Linked DNA regions of Homo sapiens: region 1 is linked to region 2. A link is a loop called in an ENCODE intact Hi-C map of the cell type or tissue named here. Cell type or tissue: PC-3. All regions are shown on one strand.

Region 1 (8,000 bases), 440 kb after region 2:
GAAGCTTGCCCCCGACCTCGGCAGCAGGCAAATAGGACTCTGAAGATGGGAAAAAGAGAGGAACTTTTCTGACTGCTGTGTTTTTAAAGTTTATTAAACTCAGTGACAAAATCTTCTGTGGAAAGTCAAGAAAAGGAGGATAAGAGTAAGAAAACTTAGTATCAGATGGCATGAGACCGAGGAAAAACAAAAGCAGAAGGGGACCTTCCTTTATCAGCCCCCACCAAACTCTCGACAGGAGCCAAAGAAGATGAGCATAACTATTGAATTCAACTCGTTTTCCAGAGCAGATCCTATGCATCACGGGCTCCCCATCCAGATCATGAAATTCACCTCAAGACCCACAGCTAATAAACACAAGACCAAACCTAGATCTTATGATTCTGAGTTTCATGCTCTTCCTGTCACACTGCCCTGCTGGAGACAGATGGAACCTTCTCAACTTGGGGAGAGTTGATGAGAGCTTCAAAAGCATCAGAACTGGCATTACTGTCACCTAACTCAGAGCCCCACCACCTCATTTCTGCAGGCAGATAGAGAATCCCACCCCATTGTGTAAACAAAGAGTTCTCCCCTTCGTCTCTCCACAGGCTGGGAGTAGTCACTGGGTCTAACTCCTGAGCCACCAAGGGGACACTGCCACTCACCTACAGGACTCAAATGGAGTTTGTTCATTGGGTGGGCCTCATTCTCGGCCCCATGTGATCCAACTTACTTTAGCAAATCAGGAAGGAGAAGCCATTCCAGGAGGCCTCATGGGCTTGATTGCAAATAAAGTTGTTATTTCCTGGAGCCAGTTTACCTTCTGCATAGAACGGATGACCATCTAGGGAGAAGAATATTGCACACTTCCCCTCTCTGGGCTGACTGGTAGAAGAACAAGCAAGCCCCTATCAGAGCCCACCTGGGACCAGCCTCTCTGCCCATGCATGGCCAAGCAATGCTACACTTTGTGGTGTTTGTAAAACCCTTCTTGTAAATAGTTGGGGACCAGTACCAAGCTAGAGGGATTCCAGGGTAATGTTATCTCTATCTCCCTCACTAAGCCCAAGTCCCTTTGGTCAGGTATTTGGGGACCAAGATACTCATCAGGCAGAGTTCCTGTGGATGTCCAACCCCCATCTCATCTGATGCTGTGACATCTCTGCAGTGACAGAATGTGCCTGAATTGGGAGAAAGCAAGTCCAGCTCTAGGAGTCAGTGCTTGCCTAAATTAAGAGCAGATCCAGCTAGTCTGGCTGGGGATTGTTTTCACACATGCTGTTCTCTGCACACGCCTCTTCCTGCATTGGAGACCACGGTCAGGACCCCAAGCTAGCATATGATCCCTCTAAGTTGTCCACTCTCTGCCCAGGAGGACATAATGTTGGGCCTATCAGAAAGCACAGGGCTCCTCTGGCTCCCACAGTGTAATGCTGATACCTAGAGCAAGTCGGAGCAGGGTGGTGGCTCCAGGTAGAGCTGCCTCCCTCCTGCCCCACAGCCCAACAGCCACGCCATCTCCTGTGACCAGAAGAATCCAGCTGGCCATGTGGGGCCAGTGCAAAAGGAGCATCACCAAGGCAACGTGGTACAGTGGGAAGGACAGGGCTTGAAGTCCCTTAGCCCTTGGAGGAAGCCCCCCCACTTTCTAGCCTGGAGACCTTGAGTATAGCGACCCACTGTTCTCGGCTTCAGTATCCTCTCCAGGGCTGTCAGGAGAAATGAGTGAGAGGAGATATGAAACATGCCCAGCCTGAATCTAGACACAATTAGGTGCTTAAAAATGGAACCTGTGGTTTCTGCTACTCTGTTGTAGCCATTACTATTATTATCTTCTTATCTGACTTTAGTGATGATTCTGAGACCAAGGCTGGAGCCTGCCTTCTCCAAGGAGCCTGAATCTGGAGGGTTTGGCCTCTGCCCTGCCCTGGGTAGCCTGGCAATATGGCAACACCCCTCTCCCAACTATTGCCAGTGGAGAGGGGTGTTGCCCAGCTCAGTGGCTGGAGTCAGAGGAAGTTTATGCTTTAACAGCAGCCAAGGGGGCCCTGCCACCCCTGTCCACCATCTCCACCAGCTCCTCTCCCCAGCCAGCATGGGCATGGGAGCTCCCTCCTCCAATCTGCCAAAAGTCCCTTTGCTCCACTGCCCCATCAGCAGACACCTACACAGAACAATAACCCCATACCTTGATATAGTCCCAACATGTTTACAGAGGGGCCTTCCCCCACATCGCCCCCATCCCCCAGAGAAGATGATATTGTCACCTTTTTATAAATGAGAGAAGGCTCAGGAGAGGAACCTAGACCACACACAGCTGGCCAGCAAGGCCCACAGTGTCCTCCAGATGCAAGAGCATCTCCACTTTCCCCAGGGGAGCTCCTGGGAGTGGGACAGCTGCCGTCAACGAGGTCACTCAAGGCAGGGAGGAAGTCTGGTGACACGGCCCAGAGCAGAACGTCATAAGCCTGACTTTTCTTTTACAAACCCCTTTTTTTAACTTAAATGTCAATTCTGTATTTTATTCCTTAACATACCTATTTGTTTGGACACAAAAACATGCCTCATTATTTACTATTGAGTGGCTAACACTCCAGGAAGCTACACCCTGTTTGCCCTGTGGCTTTGGGTACCCCTAGGAAGAGCTGAGCAGCATATGTGCCCCTACTCTAAGAAACCCAGAGGAAGAGCTCCCACCCTCACTGCCGTTTTCGGAAGCCCCAAGGCCTCCCCACCTTTAGGATCTCACTCCATCCCCTAGGTCACAATTAGGCTCATAGATGGTGCATTTTGAAGAGCACCTGCTCTGCCTTGGTTGGCCCTGAAGTCAGCTTCAACTATGGTTGCCCCTCATCTACCCCATGAGTCACCCTCACCCTGGTGCTGAAACCTCAGGAGGGCTGAGCCCTGGCAGCTGCTAACACTGCTGGTGATGGAGACAGTAACCTCAGAAAGCCTTTAGCTGGGGTCTAGGCATCCGCAACTTTGTGTTAGAGGGCAAGGGCCTCTAATACAAAGGAGGAAGCTGCAGTGGTTCTCGAGGCATTTTCCAAATGGCTTTTTCCAAAGGCTCTCTACATGAGTAAGAGATTTGGGCCCCACTTCCAGTCTCTAATGACAACCGTCCAGACACCTGTAATAACATCACTGTAATGAGAATCCCCTGTGTGTCAAAGCTTACAGAGTCTCTCCACCTCCCACGGCTACCCTGTGAGTGGATAAAATCTTCCCTGTTCTGATGAGCCCCTGAGCCATGGCAACAAGGCACTTGACTGGCTGGATGCACACACGGACCCCGAGCAAGAGGGATGAGCGAGGGAGGGACACTGAGGGTCCACAGTTAGGTGGTGAACCAGCAAGTATTGATTTCAAACCTGCCGTGTGGCCAGCCATGCGGGGAGATAGCCCACAGGAATCTGGGATCTCTTTGGGGTGTTTATTCTACAGAAAAGTTAAGAACACTTACATTCAGTGTGAAAACTTCTGGTCTTCAGGTCACTTACAAATCACTTGGCTGTATTATGCTGAAAAGCAAGCCATTATTCTTAATGAGGGCCTTCGAACACCCTAGCTCTTTGCACCCTAGTAGAAAGAAGCCTTCACTTAGTCCAGTGCTGGAGGAAGGGACCCTTAGTATCGATAAAGCCAACTAAGGATGTAGTTTTCAAATATTGATTCCCTAGTATAAGGCTGGCACTATGCTAAGCATTTCACCTACATTATCTCGTTATAAAAAATTATTACCCCCATTTATTGATACAGAAACTGGAGCTTAAAGAGTTTAAGTGACTGCCCAAAGTCACCCTGCTAGAGGCAGAGTCATGATTCAAACCAGGTCTGCCCAACTCCCCAACCAAATCTATAAATACTCGATTTGATTTAGATGGCCTGAGTTTAGATCCCAGCTCTGCCCCACTGAGGAGCCATATGACCTCAAGCAAGTGACTTCCTTTAATTTGAGAAAACAACAACAACAAAAAACCTGTTTTAGTTGCTGCATGAGGTTGTTACCAGGATCAGAGGAAAATGTGAAAAGCCTTTGTCTTCTCTGCAAAGCTTGATGAATGGCAGCAATTATTATTATTATGATCCCTCATCTTACGTTACTCAGGCATGAGGAAGTTGCTGCTGCATAAATTCAGCCACTGCTTGTGTTCTGATTTCTCCTCTCAGTCAATCAGCAACACGTGGGCAGGTCGGGAGCGTTATTTCACACAGTGTCCACATTAGCACCAGCAGGACATGCCCAATAAACCCACTTCGTTGATAATTAACTAATTAATTGTGCAGCCCCACCCCCACCCCCCACGGTTGCAAGCATAACCCTCTTCCAGGATGAGAGTGAACAAGAAGACTCCTCAATGAGTCTCGAGGACCCAACAAATGACACCTTCCTGAGCTTTCTGAGCCAAAGTCATTCTTACCCCAGCACCTAGAGCTAGGAAGCCACTGGAGCCCAGCATTCTATCACCACTGCCTGTTAAGTGGTCGACTCTGCCAGAGCACTTGCTAATGCCTGCAGTAATCAACAGCAATTGTAACTGCAGTCAGACATAATTAATGTAATACCTTTGAGCCATTCACAACTAATACCTCTCCCATTGCATGATGAAGCTGAGGTCTAGGAAGAATCACTGTCTCAGCCCCTGGGTGTGAATAGGATCTTCCTTGGCACTTGGCACAGACTTGGTTCCCATTCAAAAGCTGTATGTTAATCACAGACCTCTCTGGCTCCCACTAGTGGTCATTGCAACACATTCATGTCACCCATATATGGGGGAACACCCCATTGAGAGCACACACTCCCTCCAGCTATCAGGGAAAAATACTCCCCAGAGGGCTCTGGGCCCCCTGCAGATGCTCCTGTGCCCCACATCTACTTTTTCCAGTGGTGTCCGTGAAGGCTGTGGGAGTTTCATTGCCTAGAATCATCCTGTTCCCCAGCAGTCAGATTACAAAGCTACTCCTCAGTGTCATCTCCATCATACACAGAGAAACTGAGACACAGAGGAGGCCGTTTGCCCAGGATCACACCATGACAGTGTGACTGAAGAAAATACCATCTTTTTCTTCCCATAAGCCTGGAAAGATAATTCTCTAGGGAACCCAGAAGATTAAAAAACAGCAACAAAAAAAAAAACCAGACAGAAACTTTAACACAGCATTTTCACCCTGTCGTAGTCTGTTTTTTGTGAACTGTTTATCTCTAACAAAGTGTCCCCTGCCTGCTCTTTTCCATGCAGGAGAAAGGAACTAACATTTATCAAATGTCTTCGCTAAGCTGGGCACTGGTCTCATATAATCTTATTAAAGCCCCATAATAAATATCTAAGCAGGGTACTGTTGACCCCACTTGACGGAAGAAGATGCTGAAGCTCTGAGATATTACGTGATACGTAAAAAATAGACCATTCTTTCTGATACGAAAGCTTGCGTTCCGTTCACAGCACGGTCCCACCGCATTCCACAGAAGCTCCCACCTTCCCTTGATCTCCCTCACAAAGCCTAGAGTACAGGCACAATAACTTGATTCTCCCTGAAGTGGGTAAAAACATAGTACTAGCTTTTACTGTTTTCCAACATCAGAATCCTCTCTCACCACCTTTTTAATATAGCATTTATTGCTTTCTCTGATTATAAAAGAACTTTATGTTCATTGTAGAACATTAGGAAAAATGCAGGAAAGTATGAAGAAGAAAATTGAAATTGCCCAAAATCTTACCCCCCAAAGATATTGGTACATTTCCTTCCAGACAGATAGATTTAGATTTGAGCTTTGCTATAGAGAAAGGGTTTATATAAATATAAACATCCTGTGTCTTATTTCTTATTTAACATTACATTTTCCCATATCAATATTAGTCTTCATAAACATGCTTTTAACAGCTGCACACTCTAAATTAATTTCATTGTTTTTGTTCTAGTTATCAAAAGTCAGATATTCATTGTAAAAAAAAAAATTGGAAAAGAAAGAAAAGACCACAGAAGAAAAAAAAAAAACTTGTAACTTTATAACCTCACCAGCCAGAGATCTCAAGGTGATTATTTTTGTATGTGGCCTTCATGTTTTTAGAAAGAGGGCATATGAATGTCCACTGGTGTTCCCTGGCTTCTACATAATCCCTCAGAAAAGAAACATTAAGTGGTATTTTCAGGAAGGATCCTGATCTTTTAAGTATCCTGCAAGACCAGGAATCCAGCATTTCTTAAGCCTCCATAATTGCAAGCATTTGCCAGAAACGTGTTTTATTTCCTTGTTATCAAAAATCTGCATCTGGCCAGCTTCTTGCTGTGCTGGGTTGATTTGTCATTAGGCTATTTATAGCTAGAGAGTTGGTGTTTCATTTTTCCAGGTGAACTAGAAGATGGTGAACAAAAACACTGGATTTTGCAGTGAGTCAGTATTCTCAGCTGAAGTTAAGAAGATACCACACTGAAACCAGGGAAGTCAAAATTACCGGTTCACACTGAGAATTACAACCCTCTGGCACCCTATATTGAGGGAGAGCCTTAACCCCCATACAGAGATGTTCCTGATGACAATTCCAATCCCAGTCATTCAACAGAGACTGGATGGGGAATACCCAGGGAGTACCCCCACCATGCAAGCTCATCTTTGAGCATCTCTGTTAAAAATGTGTTTCCTTCTCTTGAAGTGAAATACACACTACAGCATCTAGCCTTGGTTTTGTCTCTACTATTGGAATTCATGCAGGTCTTCAGAAATTTGAAGAAAGATAGCACCTGCCCCGTCAGAACATTTCCTACATTTAGGGGTGTTGCATGCAGAATAGATATTATTTGATGTCACTGAGTCTCTTTTGATCACTGCAGGCTTTTGAACACACAGTATTTTCTGTGGGTTGAAGGGATTGTCCTGAAGCTGCCACGAGGTATGCATAGCAAACATGGGGCATATTCAAGACATAAAATTGCAATAATTACCTCTGGAGGAGGAATGGGCCATGAGAGAAATAATAGCATTAGGCCTAGCCACAATGCCGTTCCGGCTTTACATACAGGACTTTAATTAATAAAATGACAAACACTGGTACCACATAATTGGAAAGTCTATCAGTCCCTTCCGAGAGGCAGGAAAAAATGGCCCTTGTGAAAGCGCTGGCTGGAACCAGAAGATATAATTGCTGGTGGCGTACTCCTGGTGTTGTCTCTACTCACTTGTCTCATTTGCTGTCTGCATATAAAAGAGTTTATTAGTCAAACACTGCCATTTATAACCTATATCTACTAGGATGTGTCTAGAAGGATCAAAAATTTTATTGTTACTGGCATCAGCAAGCGTTATTTCCCATAAATATAATTTAGAATTTGTGTCAGATTTCGCATATTTGTGTGAATACACACACAAACACACACACACACACACGACTGTTAATTGTCTGGTAAGGACAATGGTTGTAAATGCATTAAAATTCACTAGCTCCCTAATTTCTCCAGCACGAAAGTATTTCTAGGATAAGATCTTGTTAAAATATAAATTCTGATTCAGAAGAGCTGGGGCAGGCCCTGAGACCCTGAATTTCTAATAAGCTCCCAGGTAGCGCCCACATTGCTGATCCAAAGACCACACACTGAGCAACAAAGATCTGGAAAATCTTTGCAATATGCCCCCAAAGCTTTAAGGAGTACCATAATATATTACATGGGCATTGCACTCCATGTATGGTAGAAAGAACACAGAGCATAGTGTGGACTCCAGGTCTGCAGCCTGTGGGCTTAGTGCCCAGGGGTGACTGACTTAACGTCTCTAAGCCTTCAATTCTGCATCTGAAAAATGGGTGGAATAATATCTACACAAAGGGATGTTGTCAGTATACAGTGAGATAAGCCTACGTGCAAGCGCCTAGTTCAGCTTCCTGGCATTCAGTAAAGAGTCAATTAACAAATGACTTCATATCCAGTAGGCCAGGGGTCCCCAACCCCCAGGCCACCGACCAGTACTGCTCTGTGGCCTATTAGGAACCAGGCCACACAGCAGGAGGTGAGTGGCAGGCAAG
Region 2 (8,000 bases):
AAAAGAAAAGAAAATAGCAGAAGTCACAAATGCATTGAATACACGTAAGCTACCAAACATCATAGCCTAGCCTAGCCTACCTTAAACGTGCTCGGAACACTTACACAAGTTTATAGTTGGGCAAACTCATCTAACACAATGCCTATTTTATAATAATAAAAATAAACAAAAAAAGGCAAAATTTAAAATATGGTTTCTACTGAATGCACATAGCTTTTGCACCATCATAAAGTCAGAAGATCATTAAGTTATGCCATCATAAGTTCAGAACGTCTTTGTAGAGTACAGGTAAGGTCTTTGATGACAGACAGACTCAGGTTAGATGATGTTAGCTTTGTGCTATTATCTTAGCTTCCTGAGCCTCTATTTCCTTACCTCTAAAATGGGGATAATACCTCTACCACTCCGGTCTCAAAAATGTTAGCTACAATTATCATCATTGTTGTTTTATAGTCATCCTTAACCAGTATCTCTAGGGTTTATGTATATTTTCATCACCACTAATTAGTACTTATTGGTTGAACAAGAGGACAGAATACTTGAGCTGGGAACTGTCCCTAAAAATCTAGAACATGAAGACGTGGTGGACACTTGCTTTGCTTCTACTGTGCCTGGCAACATGTCACCTCATGAAAGGTGGTCACTGCCTCAGAATTGTCCCTAAGTTTCGGTAAAATGGTGCTTCATACAAGCAGGAACCTGAGAATTGGGATCCTAGGCTGCCTCAGAAACTAGTTACCTGGTGTTATTCATTAACTCAGAGTAGCAGAAGGCAAGAGGAACAGAAAGTGCAGTTATTACTTGGGATTACAAGAAGCTGAGATGCTCACACTCCATAAACACACAACTCAACGCCTTTCCCATCCCCGAGACCATGGGGCAGGCAGAACCCAAATCAAACTAGTCACGGGCCACATAACAACATTTCAGGCAATGAAGGACTGCACATACATCAGCGGTCTCATAAGCTTTATAAGGAAGCTGAAAAATTCCTATCGCGTGCTGAAGTCATAGCCATCGTAATGTCCTAGCACAATTAATTTTTTTAAAATAAATTTAGTGTAGCTTAAGTGTACAGTGTTTCTAAAATGTACAGGAGTGTACAGTAATGTCCTAGGCCACCCTCACTCACCACTCCTTACTGACTCACCCAAAGCAACTTTCAGTCCAGGCAAGCTTCATTCGTGGTAAATGCCCTATACAGGTGTACCATTTATTATCTTTAATGTTTACTGTAACCTTTCTTTCTTCTCTTTTCCCTCCCCTCTCCTCCCCTTCCTTTTGAGATGGAGTCTTGCTCTGTTGCCCAGGCTGGGGTGCAGTGGCTCAGTGTCGGCTTACTGCAACCTCTGCCTCCTGGCTTCAAGCGATTCTCCTGCCTCAGCCGCTGGAGTAGCTGGGACTACTGGCGCAGGCCACCATGCCCTGCTAATTTTTGTATTTTTAGTAGAGATGGGGTTTCACCATGCTGGCCAGGCTGGTCTCGAACTCCTGACCTCATGATCCACCCACCTTGGCCTCCCAAAATGCTGGGATTACAGGCATGAGCCACAAGCCACCACGCCCGGCCTCTGTCATTCTCTTTCTTTCTCTTTCTCTCTTTCCCTCCCTCCCTCCCTTTCTTCCTTCCTTCCTTCCTTCCTGCCTGCCTGCCTTCCTTCCTTCCTTCCTTCCTTCCTTCCTTCCTTCCTTCCTTCCTTCCTTCCTTCCTTCCTTCCTTCCCATTCTGTTCCGTTACACTCCACTCCACTCAAGCAATCAACCTGACCTCAAGCAATCTTCCCACTTCAGCCTCCCAAGTAGCTGGGACTACAGGCATATGCCACCATGCCCAGCTAATTTTTTAATTTATTGTAGAGATGGGGTCTCACTATGTTGCCCAGGCTGTTCTCAAACTCCTGGGCTCAAGGAGTCCTCCCACCTTGGCCTCCAAAGGTTCTTGAATTATAAGCATGAGCCACTCTGCCCAGCTTAGTACCTTTTCTATATTTTAATATGTTTAGGTCACAAATACCATTGTTATACAGTTGTCTACAGTATTCAGTACAGTAACATGCTGTACTGTGGCCTGGTTTGTGGCCTGGGATCGATAGGCTATACCATATAGCCTAGGCATATAGTAGGCTACCATCTAGGTTTGTGTAAATGCACTCTGTGATGTTCACACTGTGATGAAATCATCTAATGATGCATTTCTTAGAACAAATCCCCATCGTTAAGCAATGCATTACTATACTTCTCGAGTCCCATGCAATCATGCCCTCGGCGGATGTGCTGTCTGTCTGGGGCAGCTGTTCTCTGCCTGCTGCCTCTTTCCTGAAATGCATCTCTAGGCTGTTCCTTCCTGGCAGGGAGCCCTCATTAGCCTTCCTGGCTAATGCTGCTCTTGAGATAATGACATGAACCTGCTTTCAAGGGTCTGGAGTGTTTTAGGGGAGGAGCACTGCACTTCTGATTACCATAGGTCCAGGTAGAATGTGTTCCTATTCCGTGGAACAGGAAGACTCAACTCATTTCTTCTCTCCCTGTCTTGATAAATTTGGGGAAGATCTCAATGAACAAGTGTCTCTCTAGTTTCCATATATTATAGATAAGCTGTTCGGCTAAACTGAAGTTGCCTTATGTGGGCTAATAAATGGCTGGGCTCAGGGGGTTGGAGATGCTGTGGGCTGTGGGGGAGCCATGACCTCCTTTGCTTTGGGGACTGAGAACGATGGGCCCACCGCCCTATGGAGCAGCTTCCCTCCTGCTCAGCAACTGTTAGGCCTTTCCTTGGGTTTGGGCCTGAGGTCTTCCCTGTCTGAGACCCCTGGGTCTAGTTGGTCAGCAGTCCCACATGTCTCTCTGGGGTCCTAAGAATATTTATTTAAAACTATTATCTATTCAGGATTAAGGGGCCTTTCCTTTGGAGTATTTGTTCTCTGAGTGGGTGCTTAGCAACTGAAGTGCTGTTTGTAAAAGACATAGGTTGGTGTCCCCAAGCATTTCATAATGAGTGTGGGTTGAAAAGCTCCTCTGGTGATTTTTAAAAGGTTACCTTTCATCTATATCACAGGTTCTCAGAGCATGACCTCCAAACCACCAATGTTAGCATTTCCTGGAAAACTGGTTAGCAATGTGAATTCTTGGGCTCCACCCCAGACCTACTGAATCAGAAACCCTGGGGACTGAGGGCAGCTCTTTGAGCTTTAATAAGCCCTCCAGGTGACTTTGATGTGCCTTGGAGTTTGACAGTCACTGTCCTAAGTGGTCAGGAGGCGTGGATGTCAGGTATTTCTCTTCTGTAACAGGCCAGAGGACACACCTTCAGTATGATCATTCAAGAGATATGTTAGTATCTCTTACTTTGGGAGGCCAAGGCAGGTGGATCACTTGAGGTCAGGGGTTCAAGACCAGCTGGCCAACATGGCAAAACCCCATCTCTACTAAAAATACAAAAATTAGCCAGGAGTAATGGCTCGCGACTGTAATCCCAACTACTTGGGAGGCTGAGGCACGAGAATCGCTTGAACCCAGGAGGCAGAGGTTGCAGTGAGCCTTGATCGTGCCACTGCATTCCAGCCTGGGTGACAGAGTGAGACTGTGATTCAAAAAAAAAAAGTGATATGTTAGTATCTCTTAAAGTACCATCGACTAAGCGCCTTCTTCTGAATCACTGAGGGATACCTATTAAATATGTATACACTATGGTCCCATTTCAGTTTTTCTGAATCAAAACCTTTGAGGTTGGTGACCTGGGATTGTGTCTGTTCAACATGCTTCCCACGGGCTTCTTTCACCCAGTGAATTTTAGAAATAACCTTCCTATTCAATGTATAGTGTTTGACCAGCGGCATGTTCATCACCTGGGAGCTTGTTAGAGATGCAGAATTTTAGGCTCCACCCCAGACACTTAATCAGAACCTGCATTTCCAATATGATCACCAGGTGATTCATACACACATTAACATTTGAGAAGCATTGCCAAGGGCCATATGCTTAGAGCACTTGCTATGTGTGGGCTGCTGATTCATAGTTTAGTCAACACACCCTTGAGTAGAAAGTGTCATTCTAGGGTAGACCAAGGGCTCTTAAAAAAGTACTAGTGTCCCATGGGTCCTGACTCAGACATCCTGGAGCTTGTCCAGGATGTGATTAACAGGGTAACAGATGTCTTTGCAAAGCACTGGAGAGCTGATCCACACCTAACGAGTGTCACATCAAAGGCACCATGTGGATCTCTTGTTGTGGGTCTTGCAACCCCTTTAAGAAGGGAAGTCCACTTGACCGCCCTTCCAAACTGCTTTTTTGTTTTCCCAGAGGAGACAGGTAGGCAATCTCATCAGCTTAGATGATACCTAGCTCAGAGAAGCAGAGATTTAGGATTCACATGACTCATTCTTTCGTTGCTAGTTAGTTTTATGTAGCTTTCCAGAAAGGTCTGCCCACTGTCCTTTATACCTTAGTGTGAGTTGAGGTTAATTTATCTTTCCTTTGGACCTTGCCACTTTAGAAGGGAAAGCTTGACAATGTGTGCCATGACAGGCTCTAGACTTCCATCAAAGGAACTTTAGGCATCAAAAGCAGATGAAAAGGTATTGGATTTGGTGGTGGGGGAGGGGCTTTCTAGGAACCCACAAGAAATTACTGACTTGTTTCTCTTTTATATTTCTGGGAGGAAAATGATTGGGCCAAATGGTCTCTGGGGCTCTTTCCATTACTGGAAATTCTTTGGAGTATTTATTGAGCATTCACTCTGTGCTAGGTCCTGTGCTGGACATTGAGGGGATAAAAATGTAAACTGATGCTTCTACCTGTCTCCCAGGATGGGGTGGGAAGGGAGACAGAGACATCAGCCCCTCTCTGAGGTCCAAGAGATGCTCTCCTCCTGTCACTCCAAAACCGATGTATCCTGATGGTAACTCAATAGTAAAGGAAACTTCCATTTTTATTGGTGTGAGTAAACTCATTCATTCATTCATTAAACAATTATTTTTTAATGTCTCCTACCTGTAGACAATTGTTTCTGAAATTTGTTTTTAGATTTGAATATGAAAATGATCTTTCTTAAGAGCACCTGTTTCAAAGATAAGTTTGTAAACTTTCAGACTAGTTGGAACATATTGTTGTGAATAAAGCCCTGATTAGAGGAGAAGAAATGGGCTGTTTTCCCTCTAGTTTTCCATAGGACAGTTTGAGAGAGGTCAAGCTGGAGTTTTAATTGAGGAGGGCTTTTCCATCAGTCAGCACTGGCCACTCATGAAATAGAGTGACCTCCCCCACTCAACAAACACACACACTTGGAACTAGTGAAGGAAAGGTCAGATGTCATTGCCAAGGGCTTTGAGAAGGGACCTGGACTTGGTGGCTTCCTACAGTACTTTCCAACCTTGAGATTCTGTGAGGAATAGAGGGCTGTGTGAGATTCATCTCAGGGACTGTGGTTTCTTTTAGCATAACATCCTCATGGCTTATTTCGTCATGTTTCTGCACAAACATTATGAGTAGAATGGCTTGCATTTGCCTTTCTAATTTTCTCTCCCAGGTGAAAAGACACTAGGCATATGGTTCAAACACAATGGACTGATAGAAAACATGAAAGTTAGAATGTAACAGATATCTCAAAGGTAGCACCTAAGAAAAATTACAGGCACTTTCCTCCCCAAACTGGACTAAGGACCTAGAGTTTCAGTGAATCCCAGAAAATGTCAGGTTTCTCATTAACCTTTCTCTAAGTTACCTAAACCATATCACAACCCACAACTAAGGGAAATGCTGGAGGTGGCATGAGAGCCACGTGCTACATTAAACCCTATGCCTGGGTAGAAAACTGAGAACTTAGAATAATTTAGATCAAGTCACCCTCTTATTTAAAGAGTTCAAGCAAAGCCAAACTTTGTTGCACCATTCCCTATTTGTATTCTGAAGATTCAAGAGGCTCACAAATGCTGATCCTATAATTTGGGTACCTGTCACCAGCATGCATGGACCTAGTCCAAACAGTCCTTTGTGTTAGTAATGTGTTGTCAGAGAGTCAAGTAAGCAATTGTCATTTTCCATAAAAATTAATTGTTTAAAACTGATCTCTAGCTACATTTTAATTTTTTTTAATCAAAACTTTAAAGAAACCCATAGTTGGCAGTATTGCCTAATAGCCGATAGAGCAGGCTGTGGAGTCAAACAGATCTCAGTAAGAACCTTTAGTTTTGCTTCTTTCTAGTGGTGTTAGCTTAGGGCAAGTTACGTATCTTCTCTGAACCTCAGTTTCCTCATCTGTAAAGTGGGAATAATTGTAATACCTATGTCACAGGGTTGTTGTAAGGAACAGTGAGATAATAATCATAAGGGGATGGAAAAGTACCTGATTTATACTTAAGTGCCTCATTAAGATTGCTATTATTATACCTGATTTTTCCATAGTGGGGCTTGAGAGTGTGGACCTGTGGTCCTAGCATTCTGAGGTAAAAAGTAGAAGCTCTACAGATCTCAGGGTTTTTACAGTCTAGGATCATTCCCTCATTCAGTCATTTGTCCATCCAACAAATATTTATTTAGCACCTACTCTCTGCCAGGCACTATGGTAGCAGTCAGACAATAAGCAAGTGACTAAGCCCGTGTGTAATTATTGGTTGGGATACATGCCAGGAAGGAGGCAAACCATGGGCAGTGATGGGACATGCTGCTAAGCGGGGACCTACTTTGATAGGATAATCTGAGAAGGACTTTTTGAGCAGGTGACATTTAAGCTGGGTCCAAAGGATGAAAAAGATTGTGTCAGGCAAAGAACCACTGATCCTTTCATTAGTGCATAAGGTAGACACGATTTCACCAGGAGTACTCCAAACAAATTGAGAGCCCCAGCTTTCTTCTCATCTGTACAAGAAGTAGACCTTGCCAGCAACTGGGAGGGAAGGTTTTGCTCATTTTATTATATATGGTGGAGGGTTCATTTATATCAAACTTCTCTAGAGCCCAGCATTTTCAGGGGTGTTGTACCAGCAGGGATACAGTTTCCCACCTCAGTGGAAGCTGGCAGGAAGTTGCAGGAAGTTATGAAAAGAGAGTGAGCCTTCAGTCCAGATCTGGGATAAAATCTACCTCAACCACTTCCTAATTCAGTGAGTTTAGGCAAATTAGATGATCTCTGAGTCTCAGTTTCTTCTTCGGTAAAATGTGAGTGTGACTGCTGTTGTCAGGATTGAAACTGAAATGAAATAGCCATACAAACCATTCAGTCTAGTGCCTAGTATATGGTAGGCACAGAGTAAAGCACACTTTCCTGTGGGGCTGTGTATTTAAAACAGTGAAAATCGATTCCTCACTTTCTAACCCATGTGGTAGAAAAAGACATCTTTGGCATACGTGGTGGCTTTAAAACAGGTCCACAAATTCTTTGACACCCCTTCCATTCAAAAATAGAGTCGAATTCCCTTCTCCTTGAAAATGGACTTGCCTGGGTCACTCATGCCTGATGAGTAGAATGCAGTGGAAGTGACACTGGATGAGTTCTGAGGTTGCGTTGGAAAAGCTAATACAGCTTCCATCTGCTCTCTCTCTCGGTACCCCCCATCTTGAAACCGTGTTGTAAAAAAGCCAAGTGGCCACATGGAAAGGCCTCTTACAGATGATGTTCCGGCTAAAGCCCCAGGTGAGATCCCAGCCAAGAGTCAGCATCAGCTCAGAAGGTCGAGGCTGCCATGAGCTGTGATTGAAACACTGCACTCTGGCCTGGGTGACAGAGAGAGACTCTGTCTCAATCAATCAATCAATAAAATAATTTCCCAGAAAAGTCAGTTAATTAAAAAAAAGTCAGAATCACCCACCAGATATGTGAGTGAATGAGCCTTCAGATGATTCCAGCCCCCAGCCTTTGAATGACCCAAGCGAGCTAGAGTTGACCAGAGACAAGCTGCCCCAACCAAGCCTTGCCCAAGCTGAAGATTTGTGAGCAAAATAAATGCTGTCATTGTTTTAAGCCCTAAGTATTGGGGTTGTTTGCTACACAGCAACAGATAACTAGA

The links. Hi-C counts contacts between places; a loop is a spot of excess contacts. Peaks named below come from ENCODE experiments on the same cell type or tissue, not always from the same donor. Only the 100,000 strongest peaks of a DNase experiment are listed, where the experiment ranks them.
Region 1: it touches region 2 in a loop (2.5-fold over the local background); 3 of 110 quality-filtered maps call a loop at or near these places.

What each region holds. Positions count from the first base shown.
Region 1 is chr2:29,306,022-29,314,021 of GRCh38, reverse strand. The region is part of intron 8 of ALK (ALK receptor tyrosine kinase); the gene reads left to right. Among named protein-coding and RNA genes, the nearest start is that of CLIP4, 190 kb to the right of the region's middle. In PC-3, a CTCF peak has its summit at 4,739 (motif pointing left); a DNase peak (open chromatin) is centred at 4,701.
Region 2 is chr2:29,744,353-29,752,352 of GRCh38, reverse strand. The region is part of intron 1 of ALK (ALK receptor tyrosine kinase); the gene reads left to right. Among named protein-coding and RNA genes, the nearest start is that of ALK, 170 kb to the left of the region's middle. In PC-3, no CTCF peak of the experiment used is centred here; DNase peaks (open chromatin) are centred at 3,122 and 3,972; H3K4me3 peaks cover 1,197 bases; H3K27ac peaks cover 2,934 bases.